Regions from separate parts of the Mus musculus genome. Here regions 2 and 3 are each linked to region 1. Evidence: chromatin loops called from intact Hi-C (ENCODE). Cell type or tissue: heart. All regions are shown on one strand.

The links. Hi-C counts contacts between places; a loop is a spot of excess contacts. Peaks named below come from ENCODE experiments on the same cell type or tissue, not always from the same donor. Only the 100,000 strongest peaks of a DNase experiment are listed, where the experiment ranks them.
Region 2: a loop joins it to region 1, with 2.2 times the contacts of the local background. A loop is called at or near these places in 2 of 42 quality-filtered maps.
Region 3: it touches region 1 in a loop (6-fold over the local background); 16 of 42 quality-filtered maps call a loop at or near these places.

What each region holds. Positions count from the first base shown.
Region 1 is chr2:143,059,949-143,067,948 of GRCm38, forward strand. It overlaps Snrpb2 (U2 small nuclear ribonucleoprotein B), which reads left to right and starts at 3,121. Exons shown (of 7, transcript NM_021335.3): 1 at 3,121-3,150; 2 at 4,594-4,682; 3 at 5,228-5,400. The coding sequence starts at 4,619. In heart, a CTCF peak has its summit at 3,102 (motif pointing left); a DNase peak (open chromatin) is centred at 3,003; H3K4me3 peaks cover 1,866 bases; H3K27ac peaks cover 1,212 bases.
Region 2 is chr2:142,871,591-142,879,590 of GRCm38, forward strand. All of the region lies in intron 1 of Kif16b (kinesin family member 16B), which reads right to left. Among named protein-coding and RNA genes, the nearest start is that of Kif16b, 26 kb to the right of the region's middle. In heart, no CTCF peak of the experiment used is centred here; a DNase peak (open chromatin) is centred at 3,171.
Region 3 is chr2:142,898,110-142,906,109 of GRCm38, forward strand. Kif16b (kinesin family member 16B) reads right to left here and starts at 3,355. Exons shown (of 26, transcript NM_001081133.2): 1 at 3,216-3,355. The coding sequence starts at 3,262. It overlaps Kif16bos (kinesin family member 16B, opposite strand), which reads left to right and starts at 4,856. Exons shown (of 2, transcript NR_131921.1): 1 at 4,856-5,132; 2 at 5,246-5,463. In heart, a CTCF peak has its summit at 4,912; DNase peaks (open chromatin) are centred at 3,512 and 4,982; H3K4me3 peaks cover 3,059 bases; H3K27ac peaks cover 2,715 bases.

The DNA.
Region 1 (8,000 bases):
TGTAATTACCACCTGTAGGGAGGAAAAAAAGATGCAAACAAGTTGCCATACATTTTCTGGTCCTATCTAGTATAAATAAGACAAAATATATCCAGTATAGTTTTATGGTACCTTTTCCTTTCAGCATATTCCTTTCCCAAAGTCACTGCTGCAAGATACTGGGAAACATTTAATGAGAAACATAAAACATGTGCAGATAAAGTACAGAAAATATATGTGAATTGAGAGCCACTAAGAGACAGTGCAGTCACCATCTTTATAATTTAGGAGTCTTGACACACAGTTTTATTCCCAACTGGTTGTAGTAATTTTTCTGATGTCCTGAAAATAAACAAATTTTATCGTTAGTAGATGCATGAAGCTTGTATATGATGGGTTTAACGCTGCCTCTGGGTTTAGTTTGATAAAAAACCTGTTTTACTGGAAAGTAAATCTTCTGCCTAACAAAAATATGAGTCTAAACCAAGCAGAACTCCAGGGAAACATACATTCTCTTCTATTAGTTTTAAAATGTGAGTTTTTGACATCTAATTCCTAGTTTGACCAGCAAGAGGTCAGAGTTTATAGAAGATTTGTTTATAATGCATCCATTTTTTTTTACACTACATGCATATGTGATCAGAGTTTGGGTGCTATTGTCCCCCTAACACTTTAAATATAGAATCAGGTGATTACAAGATTTCTCAAAAAACAAAAAACAAAAAAACAAAAAACAGAATCTTTTATTTGCTTGTTATAATTGTTGTCTCTGAGGCTTATTGCCTCAATCTTGCTTCTATCTATCTATCTATCTATCTATCTATCTATCTATCTATCTATCTATCTATCTATCTATCTACCTACCCATCTATCTATCTACTTATCTACCTCTCCTGAATTGCTCTGCTTGATCTCAAATTAACTCTAGCAATCTGTCCTAATATTCAGGGTCTTTCTCATTTAACTTTACCTGTGTCTAGCTTATTCTCTCTTCAATAAGTCTCTTAAATCTCTCCTGGTAAAACTGACTCTTCCTCCTCTTTCTCCTCTTTCTCCTCTTCTGCCTCTTCCTCCTCCTCCTCCTCCTCCTCCTCCTCCTCCTCCTCCTCCTCCTCCTCCTCCTCCTCCTTCTTCTTCTCTCTCTCTCTCTCTCTCTCTCTCTCTCTCTCTCTCTCTCTCTCTCTCTCTCTCCCTCTCTCTCTCTCTCCCTCTTTCTGCACTGCCCTCTTAAATAGCTTCTCTTTCCTCTCTTATGAAAGTTGGCCACATCCTATTCTGTCAAATCTTCTCCTGATTCATAACTTTGTCTGCCACTCAATCAGACATCACACCATTTTCAAACGGGTGACTCCTTCTACCAACTAACATTACCTTCACTGTTTGGGATTAAAGGTGTGTACTCAGGGCAAGTCTGTATTCCAGCCAGAGATATTAAAGGTGTGTGCTAAAACCGAGTCACACCAAAGCAGAAATAGCTTCTCTCAATAAACAACACAATCCCCGGGTTCACGGTGTGATCAAATATCCTGCAACAACCTGGAAAGCCTCTTCCCCTTCATTCCTTACCAAATCCTATTTCAAGTCTTAGTTTCCCAGTCATTCAAGAAACCGATGAAGACCCATTCAAGAAAGCTTGCAGTGGGAGAGCCGGGTGTGGTGGTGGTACATGTCTTTAATCCCAGCATTTGGGAGGCAGAGGCAGGTGGATTTCTGAGTTCGAGGCCAGCCTGGTCTACAAAGTGAGTTCCAGGACAGCCAGGACTATACAGACAAGAAGAAAAAAAAAAAGCTTGCAGGGATTACTCATGGATATAAAAATGTGTTCATTCTTTATAAGTGAACCTGGAAAAGAGCATAGAAGCCACTGACACTGAGTTGTCATCGGACAATTTCTTCTTTGCTGTGCAAAAGGTATAGTAGCTGAGACTCAAGCTTTGATAGAATAGGTATGGCATTTCTTTAAATCTCTTTATTTTTTTCCCAAGTGGAGTGTCCTTGCATGTTTATCAATTTGCTTTTTGAAAATAGCTACGAACTCTCTCTCGGCCAGATGAATGTATATAACACAGGCAGGTTATAGCTTATTCCAATGCTCTCATTACCACCAAGCACAGTTAATCAACTGCTCAGACCTTCTGTTGCTTAGAAAGTGTTTCGTATTTACTTGATGCCCTTTTGCTAAGAACATACTCGATATTGTTTTTATAAAAGCCAAACTGGTTTCCATATCTATGTAATTAAAGAACACTTTTTCTGTGGTTGTTTAACATTATTTCCTACATTTACAGGATTTTCACTGGATATCACACTTGTTTTATTATGACCTAATTTTCACGGAACTTCATTCAATCGTCTGAATCATATTTATCGAGTATAAGCCATTCTCCTAATCACTTCAGTGAAAAAAGCATATAAAATTACTACTCTCAAAACACTATTTCCATCCTGCAACTTCATGTGACTTTCAAAAATTAGAAACCTCAGGCTGGTAAAATCAACCAATTTGGTCCTTACCCCAATTTTTAGCCTAGAAAAATCCAAGCATTTTGTGAGGAAAGGAGAGGGTGGGGGAGTGGGCGGGAGTTAACTGTGTCTAAGTGAGTTTAGGCTCTTTAGTTTGCTCGCTCCTGAAGCCTGGTGAGAGTACCATCAACGACTAAAATTCTCTTTGTTCAGGGGTCGAAGACTGGGCTGCATCTAAGACGTAATCTATAGAGTGCTGGCTGGTGTGTTCTTTCAGACTCCTGGAGATTGACAACTAGAGATTGACAATGGTGTTAAGTCAAGTTGACCAGGACCCATAGAAAGGCTTGACTAACTTGTGGCTGGAGACAGGCTCCTGTAAAATTGTATCACATCCTATAGTTGGGAAGCTTCAAAGTCGCAGTAAGGGAAACGACCCCCTACCCTTCCCTCCTCTGCCTCCACAGCTTGGCCCCCGGGTCCTAATTTGATCCCTTCCAGTTCTCCCCCTTTCCACAAACTTCCTAGCCCACAGGAATGCGCGTGCGCAGAAAGATTCCGCCTTGGCCGGCCGGGGCGAGGAGGGCTCGATTGAATCGGTGCTCGACTCTTCGACTTCTCTGAGTTCGATTGAGGAGTTTGGCCGCCCTCTTCCGGCGCGGGGAAGCTCTTCCGGTATTAGTTTCAAGCGGACCGCGCCGGCTTCAGGTGAGTCTCTCGGGTTCTTTTTCGCTGTGGCTGGTCTCAGGGTTTGGCGGGATCCGCCCCGTCCGCGGTAACTGAGCCGGCGAGGGCGAAGGTGTCGTCGGTTGCGTGGTCCTCGGTCCGCGGACGTATAGGAGGAAGGGACGGCGACCCCAGGGCTGGCGGAATGAGGCCCGGCGTCACAGCCTGTTCTCTGCAGGATGGTTGGGTTTTTAATGTCAGAGGACCCTGGTGTTGGGTGGATTGGCCGGTGTGTAAAGAGGCTCAAGCGGACACATAGGAATTAGCCCAGGGGGAGAGAATGGCCCGTGACTTGCTTGGAGGAGCAGGGTGTGCAGTTCACTGTGCACTCTCGGCCTCTTCTCCCCGGCAGCCTTTGGGTTTCTGGTGCCCTTGCACTATTTCAGCCCAAAGGAGCTAATGCCAGAGCCTGTGCTCTTGTCCCTCTCTTGAGTCCCAGCCCTTCTCCAGGTTCCCATGTAGAGAGGCAAGCCTGTGAGAAACGTTACCTATTATCCGTTGCCTACATAGTACAGGCCCTTCCTATAAGTTGTTCAGAGCAGCTTGTTGTGTGACGTTAAGACACTTGTGTCCTTTAACGAGTGATAGCTATCGATAATAAATAGTAACTGTAGATGCTAACTGGTGCAGACTGATACATATCTGTCTCATAATTTTATAGGCTCCATTTTATAGGTGCTGTTAGTAGCCATAATTTGTAGCTGGGGACTTGAGACATTAAGGAACTTGCCCCCCATCGAAGTAGGTTGTAAAATCGTAAACAGAACTTAAATCCGTATCTTATTGATACAAGAATCTGAGCTCTGAACTGTCAACCTTGACCACTCTTGAGACTCACATAGTGGGAAAGAGACAGAAGTGAAAGCCCCTGAGAGGTCGTTCTCTGACCTCAACATACACGATGGCACAGGTAAACAAACACACACACACACACTAATCGTTTAAATCAATACATTCATGAGTGCATCTATGAACTGTCTTAATTTGTATTGTTCTATTACAATGACTTTTTAAAACTAGGTGCGTGTTTACTGATCTTTCACAAAATGTTCAAATCATTTTACTGAAAAACCATTTTCTGGTGAATATGATCAAAACACATGACATTCTCAAAGAATTAATAAATATACTTTCGAAAGTTATGTCATTATGTAGATGAAAGGACAGTATCATTTAAGTGGGGATAAAAGAAGTATATAACCTTGAATAATATGTTTTTAAATCTGCCTATGTATTGACAGATTCTACCAATTTGTAGAACCTTGGTATTGTCCTTCCAAGGTTTGATCTTGAGAGCTGTTTTCCATTTGACTAAAAGAGATGGCTGTGGGAGGTAGGGCGGGGTGATTAAGAGTTGTGTCATGCTGTACACCTGCGTGATTTAACCCTCTTTGCTAATAACTGATTATTTATTATTTCTTTTAGGCTATTGGAAGGGTTCTACCCAAACATGGATATCAGACCAAATCACACGATTTATATCAACAACATGAATGACAAAATTAAAAAAGAAGGTATGTTCTTTTAAAAACACCTTTTTACAACCAAACTGTGCTTATTTGTTGTATCTTAAGAATGGTCTCCATCTCTTCTCTAGTCATCTTGGTGCTCAACAATGGTTTATTCCATTTTTACACACCTTTCAGGTTTTTTAATATAAGAATATACAGGGATTGAAGTGCTTTGAATTGTTTTAACTCACAAAGGGGGGGGGGCGCTGGAGAGGTTGCTCAGTGGTTAAGAGCACTGACTGCTCTTCCAGAGGTCCTGAGTTCAAATCCAAGCCACATGGTGGCTCACAACCATCTGTAATGGGATCTGATCCCTTTTCTGGTGTGTTTGAAGACAGCTATAGTGTATAATATATTAAGTTTAGTATATATATATTAAAGTTAGCTTACAAGTGGTTTCAAATAATTGTTTAAATTGGTTAGCCAATGGGACAGTGGTTTTTTGTTAAATCACTATAAATAAATGAATGGTAGAGATGGTTATTGTTATTTTATGAAGAAATTAATCATTGTTTCCTTCACAAATGTTTTCTTTCTTATTTGAACAGAATTGAAGAGATCCCTGTATGCCCTTTTTTCTCAGTTTGGACACGTGGTAGATATTGTGGCTTTAAAGACCATGAAGATGAGGGGACAGGCTTTTGTTATATTTAAGGAACTGGGTTCATCCACAAATGCTTTGAGACAGTTACAAGGATTTCCATTTTATGGTAAACCAATGGTGAGCTAACGCTGTTATTTTTGCTTTAATCATTATTGGATGCTACGGTGGACTTTCTTAAGTGTAGAGTTAATGCCGAGCTATTGCTTTTTGGTTTTGTTTGTTTGTTTAGAGAAATTTGGGGGATATTATGTAACAAGGTCTCAGGAAAGCCAAGGCCCATGGTTTAGAAGATCTGAATCCTCATTCTGGTTCTGGCATTGGTAGATTTTGTCCCTCTGTCATGCCCACCACCACTACAGTCTGAGCAAGTTGAATCTTTGGCTTAAGCTGGGGATCAGCAGGAACTCCAGAGGACTAGGTAGACACTTCAAGCTTCCACACACACAAAGTTTCTGATACTTATTGTTTCATTGATGTGTTTTTAACCTTTTAAATTTGTGTTCAAATAATTAGTAAGTCGTAGGCTGCACAAAAACAGGTCATGATCTGGATTTGGCCTTCTGGTCTAGCCTCTGCATGTCATAGAGAAAGATTGGGCCTGAGGCTAATCTTGTTCATTTAGGGTTTATTCCTGTAGCCAGTGGCAGCATCAGCACTTGGACACTAATCTTAAAACATCATCATGCTTTTTATATGCTGGGAGGGAACATACTTTCTAATACGGTCAGGGCGATCACAGGCCTCACTAGCCAGATGCTCTTCTCTGAGCAAGAAAATCAGGGAAAGCAGTGCATAGGCAAGAGAGTGGGTGTGGGTGTGGGTGTGCTCCAGCCAACCCTCTAGCAGTCTGGACCCTTGTGCTGTAGCACACTGTTCCCAGGTGTCAGGAAGGTGAAGTGTTTACATAGTCTAGATCTCATGTGCTTGGAGCATAGGATTTTAGACAATTTGACTGAATTGAAATGGCAAGTTGGTATATGCCTGCTTAGCTGGATACAAGAAGGGAGGAAATGTTTGTTGTGTTTGGCACTAGCCTCATCCTGCCAACTCACTTTTTGAAATCAATGGGAAATGTGCGCTGGTCTAATTTTACACTGAAAGTCTGCCTTGAGGAAGGTTAGCAGGAGCTGCCAGCTCTCCAGCATCTGGACAGGATGAACAAGATTCTTTGAGCTGCCTCCCTTGAATTTAGGTGCTTTTGCATTAGATCAGAAGGGAGCAGAAATTGCTTCAGTTTCTAATTCAAAACAAAATTACCTCAGTAGAGTAGAACTGTTGTCCTGAAGCTCTGTCCTGAGCGTTGGGGATAAGTGTAACTCTGGTTCTTTGCTATTTTTAGGGGATGAATTATATTTTATTTTACCTGGGCATTTGGACCAGAGTTTCTTAGTAATGGCAGTTTGGGAATCTTTGCTATTCACCAGGGTGTTTAGTATAATTCCTGGGCCTCTGCCCACTAGATACTAAAAGTCCCTCAGCTTGCAGTGTCTCTGGATAGTGCCAATTGTCCCTGGACAGGCTGCGTTACGTCCTGGTAAGAGCTGCTGTTGAGACTTTCTTAGGTGACTGTGATATAAAGTCAGACAAGTCCGGTACCCGAGGTCTTTTCAGGTCAGGGACAAGATTGAAGACTAAGAACTGAATTCTTCTCAGTGGTCTTGTCTATTAGAATGAGGGGAAGGTTGGCAGAGCTGTGTGGCGTCTGCTGCAGTAGAAGACCAGGTCTAGCCTGCTTTCCTCTTCTTCCCCTGGTGTATTCTTTCCTAGCTGAAGGAGGGAAAGAAAGAATCCCTTGTGGTTTTAAGAGCGCCTTGCCTTCTGTTCACACTACAAGAAAATGCTTTACCTTCTCTTCAGACCAAGATCAGTAGTATTGGAATAAACATACTTTATAGGATTTGATGTCATCAGAGAAATGCTGACTCTTTGAGCTCCAGAGATGTGCTTGGTTGAATTGAAATTACAGTTTGCAGACAGCTATACCCGAGGTAGTCACAGTTTATTGGCAGAAATATTCGGCCATTTCACCAGTGGTGAATTTAGTCATGTGGCAAATTTATTAGTCTGTCTAAGGCCCATTCCTCAAAGCTGGTCATCATTCGCTTTGTGCTCGCTAAAAGCACAGCGTCTGAAGCCTTACCTACACCTACTGTTTCAGAGTCCGCACGCTTAGACGCTCACTGGGCTGTGGGGCTGTGCAATATACTTAATAAAGCCTTAGCAAAGGTCAGTGTGCTTCAGTGCTCACTGGCCTCATCTTGCTGACTCTGTCTGGTATAGGAAGACCAAGCCCAGTCATAGCAGCCGGTGTCTCTCTCTATTTCCTCTCAAGCCACTTTACCGTTTAAGTTACTGAATTCATAAAATGATAAATGAATAATGAATAATTTGAAAATGATAAGTTCAAAGGAAAGTCATTTACAGACCTCAGGATTTTAGCCACTGGAAGTAACAAATACCATGATACTTTCCATAGCTGATTGACACATATTGGACCTTTTGTGACTCATTGATAAATTTCTGTAGTTATTAAGACAAAAAAGTAGTAATACAGCTTCTTGGCCTTGTCCTTACCACATGAAAGCTGGTCTAGTTGCTTTCGGTTGTTTGTTTTTGTGATAGTGGCAGGAATTGAACTTGGGGCTTTATACGCGATTGGTCTTTACTCTCTTATTTAGCTGTATCTCTTTACCTTTTCTTTTGAAATAAATTCTAAG
Region 2 (8,000 bases), 190 kb before region 1:
GGATGCACCCACTCTCCATACAGCTTCCTGGAGCCCTCTGCTCTGTCCTTGCCTTGGTTACCCTCTGACTATCTTGTCCAGTAGACAGTCAACTCCTTTTTTTTTTTAAGATATTTTCTTCATTTACATTTCAAATGCTATCCCAAAAGTCCCCCATACCCTCCTCCTCCCTACTCCCCTACCTACCCACTCCAGCTTCTTGGCCCTGGCGTACCTCTGTACTGGGGCATATAAAGTTTGCAAGACCTAGGGGCCTCTCTTCCCAATGATAGCCGACTAGGCCATCTTCTGCTACATATGCAGCTAGAGACACGAGCTCTGGGGGTACTGGTTAGTTCATATTGTTGTTCCGCCTATAGGTTGCAGACCCCTTCAGCTCCTTGGGTACTTTCTCTAGCTCCTCCATTGGGGGCCCTGTGTTCCATCCAGTAGATGACTGTGAGCATTCCCTTTTGTATTTGCCAGGCACTGGCATAGCCTCACACGAGACAGCTAGATCAGGACCCTTTCAGCAAAATCTTGTTGGCATGTGCAATAGTATCTGCGTTCGGTGGCTGATTATGGGATGGATCCCTGGGTGGGGCAGTCTCTGGATGGTCCATCCTTTCATCTTAGCTCCAAATGTTGTCTCTGTAACTCCTTCCATGAGTATTTTGTTCCCTATTCTAGGGAGGAATGAAGTATCCACACATTGGTCTTCCTTCTTCTTGATTTTCTTGTGTTTTGCAAATTGTATCTTGGGTATTCTAAGTTTCTGGGCTAATATCCACTTACCAGTGAGTGCATATCAAGTGACATTTTTTGTGACTGCCCAAGAATTTCATAAATTCATTGTTTTTAATAGCTGAGTAGTACTCCATTGTGTAAATGTACCACATTTTCTGTATCCATTCCTCTGTTGAGGGACATCTGGGTTCTTTCCAGCTTCTGGCTATTATAAATAAGGCTGCTATGAACATACTGGAGCATGTGTCCTTATTACAATTTGGAACATCTTCTAGGTATATGCCCAGGAGAGAAATTGCTGGATCTTCCAGTAGTACTATGTTCGATTTTCTGAGGAACCGCCAGACTGATTTCCAGAGTGGTTGTAAAAGCCTGCAATCCCACCAGCAATGGAGGAGTGTTCCTCTATTTCCACATCCTTGCCAGCATCTGCTGACACCTGAATTTTTGATCTTAGCCATTCTGACTGATGTGAGGTGGAATCTCAGGGTTGTTTTGATTTGCATTTCCCTGATGATTAAGGATGTTGTAGAAAATGCTGTCTTTTTTCCACTGGATGGTTTTAGCTCCCTTTTCAAAGATCAAGTGACCATAGGTGCGTGGGTTCATTTCTGGGTCTTCAATTCTGTTCCATTGGTCCACCTGACAGTCAGCTCCTTAAGTGTAAAGCCTGAGTTCAAACTGAGTTCACACTCTCCTCCGGAGCCTGTAGTTCAGATGTCACCAGAAACAGTTGTTCTATCTGCTAGGATAGCTGACTGAATTACTACATGGGCAGCTCTCACCACGGCCTACTTAAACACGCCCATCCTGATCTCCCTACCCCACACTCTTCCTGAGTCTTCTCTTTCCACAGAACTGACACCTTCCTATTTGTCACACAAAGCTTGTCTAGGGTCTAGTCTAACCAGCTCTTCCTACTCAACTTTCAAAAACAACCTTCTTAAACATAAAGGGTGCCAGGCAGTGGTGGCACACGCCTTTAATCCCAGCACTCGGGAGGCAGAGGCAGGTGGATCTCTGAGTTCGAGGCCAGCCTGGTCTACAAAGTGAGTTCCAGGACAGCCAGGGCTACACAGAGAAAACCCTGTCCTGAAAAACCCCCCCAAAAAAAAGAAAACCCTAATGGGCTCACCCACTCCCACAGGCCTCATCTCTGCTAAAGTGATCTCTCCAGCTAGTCCAGAAAAGCAAGGACCCAGCTTCCTGCACAGCCATACCAGGTGCACCAGGCACAAAAGCATAATTCACAATATGCACTGAGTGCTCTGTTTCTCAATTCTTACCCAGCATCGCCAAAGACCAGGCACTGAGAGTTCTCCAGCCTCAGGTCAATTTCCTCTGACATTTAAGAAACATGGGAAATAAATCTTGACATTTTTCTTATATTGAGGAAAATAAATAATCCTAAAATATCATTTGAACATTGATTTGATAATAGAGTAAAATGAACTATGTCTCTCCCTGGCCACTCTGGTGAATTGGGCTTCTCAACCGAAAAGTCAATTACAGCCCCTTCATATAAATAAGTAATTTATCTGAAAGGTCTGGAAACTAGATCATGTGATGTTACAAATGAGCCAGCTACAGCAAGTATGCTGAGTTATAGATCAATACTGGAGGGGTGAGCCAGAAAGGAATGAGAAAAGTTCAAAATATCCAGTCAAGGAAAGAGGTAAAAATGCCAGCTCTCATACAGGTGGGCAGGAAACTGCAAATTACTAAGGAAAAAAAAACCTATGACAGATACTTTTTAATATTTTTAAATTACTCAGCAATTCTGCTAAATGATCCCATCCATTCTGCTAAGACTGTTTGGTTACTCGGTAACACAGCCAGACAAAAGGATCCTGTACCCTTCAAACTGAACCCCTCCCTTGGGCAATCCTTACTAGTTTATTCTAAAGCAAAATGAATCCCTCTTCTTTCACCTGGCCAAGACTCATACTAGTATTCACTGACTTCATTTTAGTTGTAGAATACTCAACAGCAACAATTTTTCAAAAATGTAATTTTAAAAAGAATATACAAGCTCCATTTACAGAATAATGGAAAAAAGCTCAAGGGACACTGTGACAGAAAGAGCAGGCAATAAAAGAGCTTGCCAATGGCCACCATGGTTGCACTTCAACCGAGCCAAAAGAATATGTATAGCAATGCTTCCATATGCACAACACATTTCTGAGAGAATAAGCAGAAAGCTGTTTGCCTGGGACCTTTGCAAAGAATAATAAGCAGGGCCTCAGGGGACAAGAAAATGAACTTAAACACTTCACTGCTGGAACTGTTTTAGCATGATTTGATATGACTTTCATAATTAAAATCAATGTAGTTAATTAAAAGACAGTCGCCCCCTGCTCCAAAACACTGTGTGCTTCCTCCTGCTTCAGGACAAGTTCCTATCTGACTCAGCCTCCACTCCTGGCACCTGGCCACACAGAAGACAATGGCTGGCCTTGCAATCCACAGGTCATTATGCCCTGGCTCACTGTCTGGTGTAGTCTAGATTGGCCTCTGCCCTTCTCTACCCTCATAGCTTCCACCATGCAAAGTGACACCCAAGAATCAAAGTTACCCCGATAATACCCTTCTGTTCACCAGGAATGCTCCTTAGGCAGTCCCTCAGTGACCTGCCTCTACTCAGCTGTGCTTCTCCTTTGTAATTGAGAGCTCCAAATAAAATACATGTTGTCTGATCATGTTGAATTTCAGATAAACAAACAGCTTCCACAAGTACTCCCCTAACCCAAGAACAGACTCACTCAGGAGACCACACTCCTCAGGCTTCGCCACACTGAGAGGCACACAGACCCCAATGCCCACCTACAGCCCAAGCCACAAAGGTAGATGAACAGACATCCTGGATACCCAAAGAAAGAGCAGAAGTTCCAGGAGCACATGCCAGCTCCCTGCAGCGCCCTCTTCTTCTGCTGTACCTGCCTTATGGCTGATCCTGAACACTTGGAACAAAGTAAGAAAATAGTGCATAGTCAGGAATTGATGGCAGCTCTTACTCTCTGCTCTCCATGAAATCAGACGAAGCCCAGTGTGGTTAGCCATGCCTGTGATCCAAGAACACAGGAGGCTGAGGCAGGAAGATGTAAATTCAAGGTCAGCTTGGGCAACATATTAAAACTCTGTCTCACATACAAAACAAAATGAAAAACAAAACAAACAGATTTGAGAAAGCCCTAAAGTGGGATTTTCAGGTGATTACCCTGGTTTCTATTTGATTCTCAGGATTCACCTCACCACACAAGGACCAGCTAAGTCACAGCACCAGGACCTGCACATAATGCCAGCCTCAGATGGTAGCAGTAAAGAAGAGGTGGCACCTCCCCTCCGTTCCCTGAAGGCCACCCCATGCAAGCGTGAAGGACAAAGGCACTATCACTGCATCATGGACATTACAGACAGTAATAGAGCCACAACTGAGATGAGCTATAGCAGGCCCGGCTGTAAAGCCTGAGACTTATCACCTTGCCTGACCCAGGGAGGGTGTCAAAAACCCAATTAGGCCAAAAGCCAACTGTTATAGGTAACAGGTTAGGATCCTAGAAAGCGGCCACTTTGAGGAAGGCTAGCAAATCTCTTCATCAGTTTACTCTCTCAAGATAAACAACAAGAAAAAAAGGAGGGGAGGGGGATGAGAGAGAAAGGGATCAGACACTATAAGTAGGGTGCACCAGAGCCCTAAGCACTGCCTGGGCCTACCCCATGTACAGCTGCAGGACTCTGAGTGGCCCTCAGAGTGGCCCTGAGCACAGGCACGCAGCAGGGAGACGACTGCCTGAGTCAAGCGGCTGGCAGCCAGGCCTGGCTAGGAAGAATGAGGACAGACATCCAGCACAGTGTCTCCCCCACCCCAATTACCCTCAGAAGCAAGCTTGTGCACTCATGCCGGCAAAGCAAGCACCCAGACTCCCCAGCTGACAGATCTGAGCTGGGGTCACTGAGCAAGGATACAGATAGGCTTCTTTCTCTTTCTCTCTCTCTCTCTCTCTCTCTCTCTCTCTCTCTCTCTCTCTCTCTCTCTCTTTTTGAGACAGGGTTTCTCTGTATAGCCCTGGCTGTCCTGGAACTCACTTTGTAGACCAGGCTAGGATGGAACTCAGAAATTTGAATGCCTCTGCCTCCCAAGTACTGGGATTAAAGGTGTGCGCCACCACACCCGGCACAGATAGGCTTCTCTTTGTCAAACTACCATCCTCATCTTCAGTGGAATGAACAGCTAATGGTACAAAGTGGATCTTCTTAAGATATACAGGATCCTTACTTAAGAGGAACAGAAAGGAACCACATAAACTTTTAGCTGGGATTTTGTGGAGAAATTAACACTCATTCATTCCACAAATATTTAGTGTAGAGAGATAAGAAGGCCACAGAGAGCTCTCCAAGAGGTGGCTTAGAGGTGAGCAAAGGTCTCCACAGAGCATGCAGGAGGGGTTGGAGAGTGTTTATGGTTACAGGGTCCAAACCTCCTGTGCCCTGGGCCTGACAATCAGCAGAGTCATCTGTACAACCATAACACAGACTAAAAAATACGTCTGTCCTACTCAGAGACCTGGGAGGCTAGCTGATTAGTCAGTCAGCTGGGACACTTGGCTTTAGAACACGCTGCCCTAGCTGATCTGCCATGTCCTCCTCAATGACCCTGAGACCTTGCTGAGCCTATCTACTTCTCTGCAACATCTTGGCTGTTCTGTGTACTAGACAGGTGTCTCACGTCATCTTAATGTGGCCCAAACCACCAGCCAATTCTAGAAAGAAAAAACATTAAAGTGTCTGTTCTCAGTGCGCTTCCTTGATGCAACTTGACTTCCACAGCCAGTATCTTCCATGTGAGGTTCTAGAATGTGCCACAGCACTAACACATTAGACCTGTTGATTATGGGGTGATTATACATTTGTTTTCCATATCTATCTGGAAACTTCCCTGGGTGAGGCATGGTGGTCTATTTTTTAATACATGTCATAATTCCTACCTTGCACTGTCTTCATATAGTGCAAACATCTGGATGAATGAGTGTGACCTTCACCTTCATCTTCGAACTGGACTGGACTGCAGTCTACATATACAGCGGTGCATGCCTTGTTTCTTTCAGGGAAGAGCACAGTCACATAACTTTTACTGGAGTATGTCATTTTAACTGCACTCTTTTGTAGTACCAGCTGTTGCTTTGAATTTGTTACTGGGCTTACTTTGTAAGTTAAGCTTTATGACAGATATGTATGTATGTACAGAAAAAGACACCGCATACATAAGATGGGACCATCGTCCATCTCAGAAATCAGCTAGGGGGTTGTAGGAAACATCCCCACTGCTACAGAAGAAGGAAGCTGTGATGGAATAAAAGAATGAATGAGGCAGCTAACTGAAAACAAGGTATTATTTGTGAACTCAAGCATGATCACTGCGTTCCCAAATTCAGTATCCATTTAAACCGTTAAATGCAGATGAATTTCCCTCACAAGGATCAGTTACCGTGGCAGACTTTGATTCCAAAGAACAGGAACAAAACTCTTCATCTTCCTAGAGATGAGCACTGTGAACCCGACACTGACACTAAGCATAAGGAACCTTCTGTCTCCTCTGAAGCCACAGAAAGCAACAAACATGGAGGTCCAAGCAGTGTGATAAGGCAGGCCTATCATCTCAGCACTTGTGAGATCCAGGGAGGAGAACCAAGAGTTCAAGGACATCCCCTGCTGTTCAGCCAATGGGAGGCTAGCCTGGCCTATGAAGACAGTACCTCAAAAGAGCGAAGGTAGGGAAAGACGGGGTAAGGCAAGGAAGTACATATGTCCACTCTTCTGTAGCATGTTTCCCCAAAACACACAGCCAGCCAACTCCTTGGCAAAGGGGAATTTAAAAGAGCTAGTGATATACATTTACTCACTGGCAGCTTACAAACATCATTAAGAACCAATGCTGATTGCTATCATTAAATCAAGATCCATCTATTTACTCCACAAATATTTCTTTTCTACTATGTGTCCATAACAACTGAGCCTCTATAGATATTCTAGCATATACAAAAAAACAAAGCAAACAAACAAAAAACCCTGTCCTGCCCTGCCCTGCCCTGCCCTGCCCTGACCTGACCTGACCTGACCTGACCTGACCTGCCCTGCCCTGCCCACTAGGAGCTCTCATGCCAAATGGGAGATTTATTTTATCACAACCTTTCCCAACCTTTTCCCTAAAAGGGTTAAAATGGAGGTTATATAAAAAACATATTATACATTTTTCCCCAGATCTTACAAAAGTGAAGTTATATAGCTGATTTATAAAAAGCTTCAGAAATTCTCCGTATGAAAAGCTCCGTCTTCATTCACACTTGAGAAGCCACAGTTCATAAAAAGATTATCAGCAACATCAAGATTCTTTCACTTTTTGAAAATTTGGAAATTACATCTGGTCATTACATCTGGTCATTCTGTATTTGTGGTGTGAAGAGCAGGGCGTGTAGTTTTGTCCTCTGCCACTTCCCAGGGTGAGCCCTAATGCCCACTCATTTCACAGAAAGTCACAATAGCCAGAGGCAGGAATAGAGCAATGGACAAATTCATGCTTCCCATTTTCAGGGCTCTGTGGGGTTGGAAGGATATCATTTAAGATGTGTGCCCTTCTAGAGCCCACATGACTCAGCATGGGCACTAGCAGACAGCCCATAAAAGCAAAGTCAGCTTAGGGGTTGGATGAATCTCACCGCACCCCAGGTCTGGGAAGCTAAACTAAAGAGAGCCTGGCTTTTGTTTTTTTGGGGGTTTTTTTTGTTTCTGTTTTTTGTTTTTTTATTTTTGTTTTTTTGAGGAGGGTGTGGTTGGAGGTGGGGGGTGGTCGGTAAGGCAAAGTCGATCCAAAACCGAAATGTGATCATGATTCTATACCAAAGAGCAGGTCACTAGAAAGTTCCGGAAAGGAACAGTCTTTGCACTCCAAAGCAGCCAGCTGCCTTCCTCAGCCTGAACAGGTACTACTTGATAAAAACACCTCTCTGCCGGCCTCGTTCCTTCCAGACTGTATGGATCCCCTGAGGGAATGCCAGTCCTGAGTAGACCACTGGCCAGAGGAACTAAAGACTAAAGCAGGAGCTGCCACATACCTAGTCAATGTCAGGGCCTCTCTCAAGGAGAGCACTGAGACTACTGAGCACAGCCCAAAGCCGACCCATATCCAAAGAAAACCGTATGTGGCACTCACCCAGAAAACAAAACAGCAGCAAGGATTTCTACCCACTTCTCCAACTCTGTCGTGCACAGGAATACGC
Region 3 (8,000 bases), 160 kb before region 1:
TTTTTAAAAATATTCACACAACCAAGTTTTTAATCATTAATTGTGCAATTATACAAAACTCTTCCCAGCTAGAGACAATAGCTCTAAGTAGCTTTTAAAAATCACAGAACCAAGTTTTCAATCATTAATTGTACAATTATACATAAATATGACAATTCAAATAGTAAAAGAGGAAGAAAAACTTTCCATCCTTGCTATCTATCTTCCTACACAGAGGCACCTCTGCCAGGTGTTTATAAACTGCTCTAGACAGGCAGAGCAGGGTCTCAGTAGTTTTCTCACACATATGTACATACACTCCAGCCTACTATATGTGTGTATATGTGTATCTTGCTTTCATAAGTCTCCTAACTTGGAGATGGCTCATTTACAGTGAACCCACAATTTTTATATGCTACATAGAATGACTTCAGTTACAGTTTTGACAAATCTCCAGTGTTTCTATGTTCTGGTCATCTATGGTTTATTTGGGTTTTTTATAGGTATTGTTACAACAAAGCAACACCATCCTTATAAACACATCTTGGTAGATATATATTAACCTGATGCATATATTAAATTTTGACAGATGAAGTTCCCCGAGCAGGGGTAAAAACAGTTACTTCCAATCACCATGATACCTTGCAGGACTTAGGAATTAGGTCACATGCTTTAAGTTGCCATTAGCGTGTCTCTACTTCACTGCCATTTTCTGGATAACTGGCTCCAGAAACTACTCTCAGGATAGTTACCAGTATCCTCACCTCTTTGACCAAGAACCGCCTTCATCTTAGTAACATTTGATACCAACAGCCACTACAGCCTACAGGGACTCTGGCTCATTTCCATGACAGCAAGCCCTTCTTCTACTTGGAATCCTAAGGACAGACATATCCAGCCATCCAATCCCTGACTCCCATTCTCCTGTATAGATAGATTTCCACATGATAATCATAGAAGTATCAAGACTTAACCAGGATTCCAACCAACCACCCGGAACAGAAACATGATTCAAAGATTCAAATTAAACAAGCATGCAACACTCACTGTCTAAACGCTGAGTTGGTAACTCATACTTCCTGCACTTCATGAACACTGGAATGGCTAAGGATGCTCTCAACTTCATTATGTCCTCTCCTCAAATCTTTCCAGCTCTTTGACCACTTAAGCTAATGACTCTCGGAGTCTCCCTATTCCTGCTCCTTCCCATGCAGTAAGTCACCAAATTTTACCAAGATACCAGGAAACTGTCTTGGTGTATCCAATCCACCTTCCCATCTCCACCCCTTGTCCAGATCACTGCTTCCTTAGCTTTTGTCCCAATCCTGATGTCACCAGCATTACTTGCTGGGCACAGATCCTACCTGCCTGCCTACTCAAATCATAAGGCTTCTGTAATGGTTTTCTGCCTCCACGGGCCTGGACTCGAGGCCTATTCTGACAAGGCCCTGAACACACAGCACCCCTTCTACAAAGTCCAGACTGATGAATTTCATCATCCTTCCCTCATTAGACACTACACTCCTAAAAGACACTTACATCTACCCATATTTAGTAAGTGTTTTCTAAAGTTATCTGATACTATTTTCTAGCATATGTTCACATTGTTCAAAAAGAGAACTCGATGGGCGTGGTGGCACACGCCTTTAATCCCAACACTCGGGAGGCAGAGGCAGGCGGATTTCTGAGTTCGAGGCCAGCCTGGTCTACAAAGTGAGTTCCAGGACAGCCAGGGCTACACAGAGAAACCGTCTCGAAAAAAAACAAACAAACAAACAAACAAACAAACAAACAAAAAAAACTCTTGCCGGGCAGTGGTGGCGCATGCCTTTAATCCCAGCACTAGGGAAGCAGAGGCAGGCAGATTTCTGAGTTTGAGGCCAGCCTGGTCTACAGAGTGAGTTTCAGGACAGCCAGGGCTACACAGAGAAACCTTGTCTCAAAAAACCAAAAACAAATAAATAAGCAAATAAATAAAACCAAACAAACAAACAAAACCTTTTATAATATAAATGCTTAAAAATAGAAACAAAACATTTAAAAGACTCCAGGGGTCTATTTATCTTGTATTGATTGGGTATGTGAAGAAACAAATATTCTCCTGAGACTCACACACACACACACACACACACACACACACTCACTCACTCACACACACAAGTCAAACTCCCTAAAAAGTTTTAGAGGTAATTTGAAAATCACACACAAAATGCACTGACTTTCAAAAGCACTGGTATTTATGGATCTACAGCATGATAATGGTTCTTCTACTTGAAGATAAAAAAAAAAAAAAAAAAATAGACTCAGGAGAGTCCAGTAAAATCTGCTGCCCTAACTGGCTGTCAGAACCAACAAACACTGACCTCCTGAAGTAGACAGCATGACTAAGGGAGAACAGCCATATGGCAAGTCAAATGTCCAAGAACTGAAACAGCAATAAACACGAACTGCTTTGTGTGCCCTACGCCCGTCAACTTGGAGGGCATTCACTTATATGCACGTCATTCTCTGGTTAAGCCCATTTAACCTTCTCAAAAGTTAACTTTCTCAAAGCTTCTTTCTGAACTGATGAGGAAGTCGCTGAAAATGGTTTTCAGTCAATGAGGAGAGGAGAGTCACGATGCAAGGCACTACTTTGTAGGAAAAATATAAGAGGTTACACACTAAGTGTGTTCTCACTTTGTGCCCCCTTAACTTGAGTCAAACACGTGCACGTACGTAACTCTCCTTTCGAGGAGTCAAAACTTTGTTGAAGTTTCCTCATCCCCCATGTAAACCTTAACTTATGAACTGCTAACTTTCTGTTTAGACGATGGGTTCACGTTCAAGGACCTGAAAATTCTCTCCAGATTAGAAGGTAACATGATTAACAGAGACTTTGGAGTTGGCACAAGTGAGCGTGTGTCTGACAGCTCGGGGAACCCCTCACACTTCCATGATCGCCCCCAAGTATTTCACTTCACCAACGTGGTTCCTTGGTGTTTTTTTTTTAAAGGGCGAGCAAGAGAGCCTCACGTTCTGGGATGGGGACTGTACATGGAAATCTCCCCGGCCTCGCGGACACTTCCCCTCAGAGTCCCCTTCAACGCGGGAGAGCTTTGCCCTTCAGGACCGCCAAGGCCACTGGCACGGCCAGGTGGGTCAGGGGTTTGTCCCTTTCAATCCAGACCGGCCTCTGAGCGGGGCTGCCCGGGGTTGGGGTGTGGCGAGGGTGGGGGGCGGGAGGCCCCACTCACCTGCGATTCATGGGCCGGACTCTCACGGCCACCTTGACCGATGCCATAGCTCATCCCGGCCCGGCCCGCGGGGGCTTCCAACAGGCCTGCGCCCCGCGGCCGCCGGCCACTCCAGCGACTGTGCCCGTGCCCGCGCCCCCGCCCACTTCCCTCTCACCCGCCCCTCGGCTAGGGCCGACCTGGAGTTGCTAGGCGGCCACACCTGCCAGGCCACTGAGCATGCCCAGAGCGGCTCCGGCCCGCGTGATCCACGCACCGGGGTTTGGCAGCTGCCTACGGCGCGAAGGGGCGGGGCCCGGAAGTCTGGGCCCCGCCTCTTCGGTGGCCACGCCCCAGCGCAGCCCCACCTCGAAGTCAATGGCAACCGGCTGTGCTGTCTCTAACTCGGAAAGTCAAACCCAGTCAGGCCCAGGACGATCACTGCATTTAGAGCATTCTCAAGGAAACCGAGGAATGGACTACCGAAAACGAGCATTGCAACCAATAACATGGTCCTGACTTTATACGGCCCGTGCTCGTCAACTCATCTGTCTTGTTGAGAAGCGAAAGGTCGTGGAGAACTCTGAGGGACTGCTCTGTTTCTTCAAAGAGTTCTAAGCATGTGTTCTGAACCACAAAATTTAGGGTACCAAGAAAACAAAGGATCGAGGATTTTTTTAGGCAGATAGAAATGTCGTTATATTGGTTGGAATCATATCTAAAGGGAGTTTTTGCATTTTGGGGACAGTTTAGCAATTTAACTTTAGTCATTGGATCAAAAGTGAGGACACCCGCTTTCTTCTTTCTTTCTTTCTTTCTTCTTCTTCTTCTTCTTCTTCTTCTTCTTCTTCTTCTTCTTCTTCTTCTTCTTCTTCTTCTTCTTCTTCTTCTTCTTCTTCTCCTTCTCCTCCTCCTCCTCCTCCTCCTCCTCCTCCTCCTCCTCCTCCTCCTCCTCCTCCTTCTCCTCCTTCTCCTCCTTCTCCTTCTCCTTCTTCTTCTTATTCTTCCCTTTTTTTTTATGAGCTAAAGCCCCTGGCATCAGTGATTTCTTACCGGGCTATCTCCCTGTAAATTCATTCAGTTAACCCTATGCCTTCACCTGTAAGTCACCTGCTGGACACAAAAACTCCAGTATCAACTATCTTCCTCCTGCCCCAGTCAGGGTCGCTCAAAACTTACAGACCAGCCTTCCTCCTGGACCCTGATCTCCTGCCTTTGCACTTGCTGATGGAGTATAAAGCAAGCCTACTGACTTGCTCCTCCTCACCCTCGAGGTCTCTAACGACCACAATGGAACATTCTGTCCTCAAGACCAGCATATCCCCGCTATTATTTCACTCCCGGGCAGATGACTTCGGTTCAAATGGTCTCTAGAAAGCTTAGATGTGATGCTGCTTAAGTCCCTGAGGGGAGCCGAAAAAGTCTCCCGGGTTTTTGGCTCGAACTCCAATACTAGCTTTGAGTCTTCCAGTCTGCCTCGCCTGCTAAACTGGAACTCCAAGGGTTTAATAATAGACTAAGTGAAATAATACGACGGCCAATGTGTGGTCCACTAGTACCAGGAGTCCTCATCTCAGCTTTCCTAGAACCCTTCAAGGTAGGGTAGAATCAGAACGTCCCCTTTGTTCGGAGTCCTACAAAGCCTGGACTAAGGCGCTTACAAGTTTAGAAATGGGCGCAGAGTCAGCCAATCAAGGGCGGGAAAACTCGGAGGGTTGAAAATGGGGCGCATGCGCAATAGCAGAAGCAGCGGGCGGGTCCAGGCACAGCCGCCAGCCAGGCTGCACCCGGCTGTGGCAGCCACGGGCAGGGGCGGAGCCCGCCGTATATGGGAGCTGCTTGGGGACAAACTGTGTAGGGTGCGCTCTCGGGCGGGCAGGGCTTCAACACCCTACCAGCTGTAGAGTCGCTGAGAGCAACCAAGACAACCAAGAACAGGTGTGCGAATTCTGCACTCAACTGCAAATCACTTGTTAATGTGAGTTCCTGTTCCTGGAGGTTTTGCTTGTCCAGTTTGGGCTTATGCAGGCCATTCTATCCATAATTTCCAGCAGCCTACACGTGTACATAATCCTCTGATTCCAACACCACCTTGCGATTTGACACAACCGACAAAGTGCTGCGGCCCACGGAACACGAACAGCAAGCCTGCGGATTTTAAACTAGAAGCAGCGAGGTTTCTCGCCAGAGAAATGACTGAACAGCCACCCCTTGATTAATTTACTCTCTGCACCAAGAAAAATGAATAAACAGGAAGGTTTTTAAGGGCTTGCTCATCTTCTCAAATTCCAATGAATCTCTGGTACCCCTTTCATTTGTTTCTGTCTTTAGAAATTTTAGACTTTTTAAAGTCTTCCAGGACTTAACCTGCACAGAAGCTTCCTCCGGAAGTCAAGTGTGAGGCTCCCCGCGTGAGGCTCCCCATTGACTAACTGCTAAGCACAGCATCAGTTTGGTAAGGACAACTGCCAGGAGAACTGTTACTCAGAAGAATCACCAAATAAAGTCTCTTAAAGCTCCTGAACGTGTATGGGGGGGGGGGGATTACCTCTATATAGTCTCCTCTAATTAAAATAAAATGTGCAGCTGTAGTAACATCTGAAATTTTGATGATACTGGAAATCACAGATATTTAGGGACTGTTGCAGCTCTCTCAGATTGTTCTTCCTTTTTTATTTTGACTTTGAAATTAGGCCAGTTGTGAAGCTGATACTATAACTTGTTATTTAACAAAAGGACACATAACTTCATTATATTTATTTTCTATACTGTGGTTCTTGTTCAGAAACATTGGTTTTTGTTTTGGATCTCATATCGTTTACATGATGGATGTAAAACAGTTATTCTGGGGCTGGAGCGATGACTCTTGCCAGTTAAGAGCACTTGATGCTTTTGCAGAGGATGGGGACTCCGTTCTCCGCTCCTACATCGGGCAGTTTACAACCATCTGTAACTCTAGGTGATCGAATGTTCTTTCCCAGCCTCTGCCAGCACAGGTGCACACTACACACACACATTCAAAAGTAAGTCAGGCATGAATATGTAAAGGCGTGTGTGTGTGTGTGTGTGTGTGTGTGTGTGTAGGCAGGAGGTGACTGTTTTGCAGTAACATTCTGAACTTCATTTATTGTTGAATTTCTTGCTGGTCCTTTTTTTTTAAGATTTATTTATTATTATAATAATACACTGTAGCTATCTTCAAATGCACCAGATCTCATTATGGGTGGTTGTGAGCCACCATGGGGTTGCTGGGATTTGAATTCAGGACCTTCAGAAGGGCAGTCAGTGCTCTTACCCACTGAGCCATCTCGCCAGCCCCTTCTTGCTGGTTCTTAAGCGACCTTATCATTTCCAAATAGGTATTGGTGATTTACAGTCCCTAAGTCTTAACAACTTCAGTACAAAGTGAGAAAACCCAAAACACTATGTTGATTTCACTTCAAAGCATTTAAATCATCTGGGAAAAGCCTCATCAGAAGGAAAATACTATGGACCCATTAGCTATACTTTATTCTTTTTCTAGACTCTAGAGAGTAAAATTGACTTACTCTTTCACAAATAGGACATTTTTACAACTTTGATAAACATATTTAAATTGGGTCTTAAGACATAACTGACATCTCATAAACACCTTTATGTAATAAGTGATACATAAGTACTATAAGCATTATTCACACGGTAGGTATGCTTTTGTTGTTGTTGTTGTTGTTGTTTTGGGTTTTTTGTTTTGTTTTGGTTTTTGAGACAGGGCTTCTCTGTGTAGCCCTGGCTGTCCTGGAACTCACTCTGTAGACCAGGCTGGCCTCGAACTCAGAAATCTGCCTGCCTCAGCCTCCCAAGTGCTGGGATTAAAGGCATGTGCCACCACTGCCCGGCCACAAAAGTATGCTTAATATCTCCTTTGAGGGATGTCTTACAGGAGAAGCTGAAGTTGAATTTAGTTGAGTTGTTCTGGTTAGATTAAAAAAAAAAAAAAAAAAAAAAAAACCTTAAATTTAAACATAGCTTAGGAGTAAAAGAAAACTTTTATCAGACTGGCCTGTGGGCAAGTCTGTGGGGCATTTTCTTGACTAATATGGACAGACTCAGCCCACTGTGGAGTCACCCGGGATAGGTAGTCCTTCATTATATAAGAAAGCAGTATGAGCCGGGCAGTGGTGGTGCATGCCTTTAAACTCAGCACTTGGGAGGCAGAGACAGGCAGATTTCTGAGTCCGAGGCCAGCCTGGTCTACAAAGTGAGTTCCAGGACAGTCAAGACTACAGAGAAACCCTGTCTCAAAACAAAACAAACAAACAAAAAAAGCAGTATGAGGGCCGGAACTCTGGAGGAAGAGGAAAGAGGATCTCTAGGAATTCAAGGCCAGCCTAATCTACATAGTGAACTCCAGGCCAGCCAAGGCTACACTGTAAAACCCTGTTCCAAACAAAGAAACAAATAAATAAACAAACAAATAGAAACTTTGCATGTACTCCAGGCTGGACCTGAACTCATAGAGATCCACCCGCCCCAGCCTGAAGTGCTAGGATTAAAGGTGTGTGTCTCCTCTACCGCCCAACACCCTCAATTCTCTTAATGATAGACTGTGACTCAGAGTTTAAGATGAACACACCCTTTTGGTCATGCTGTTTTATCACAACAATAAGAAACAAACCAGGCAGGAGAGATGGCTAAGTGGTTAAGAGCACTGACTGCTCTTCTGGAGGTCCTGAGTTCAAATTCCAGCAACCACATGTTGGCTCACAACCATCAGTAATGTAATCAGATGCTCTCTTCTGGTGTGTCTGAAGACAGCTACAGTGTATT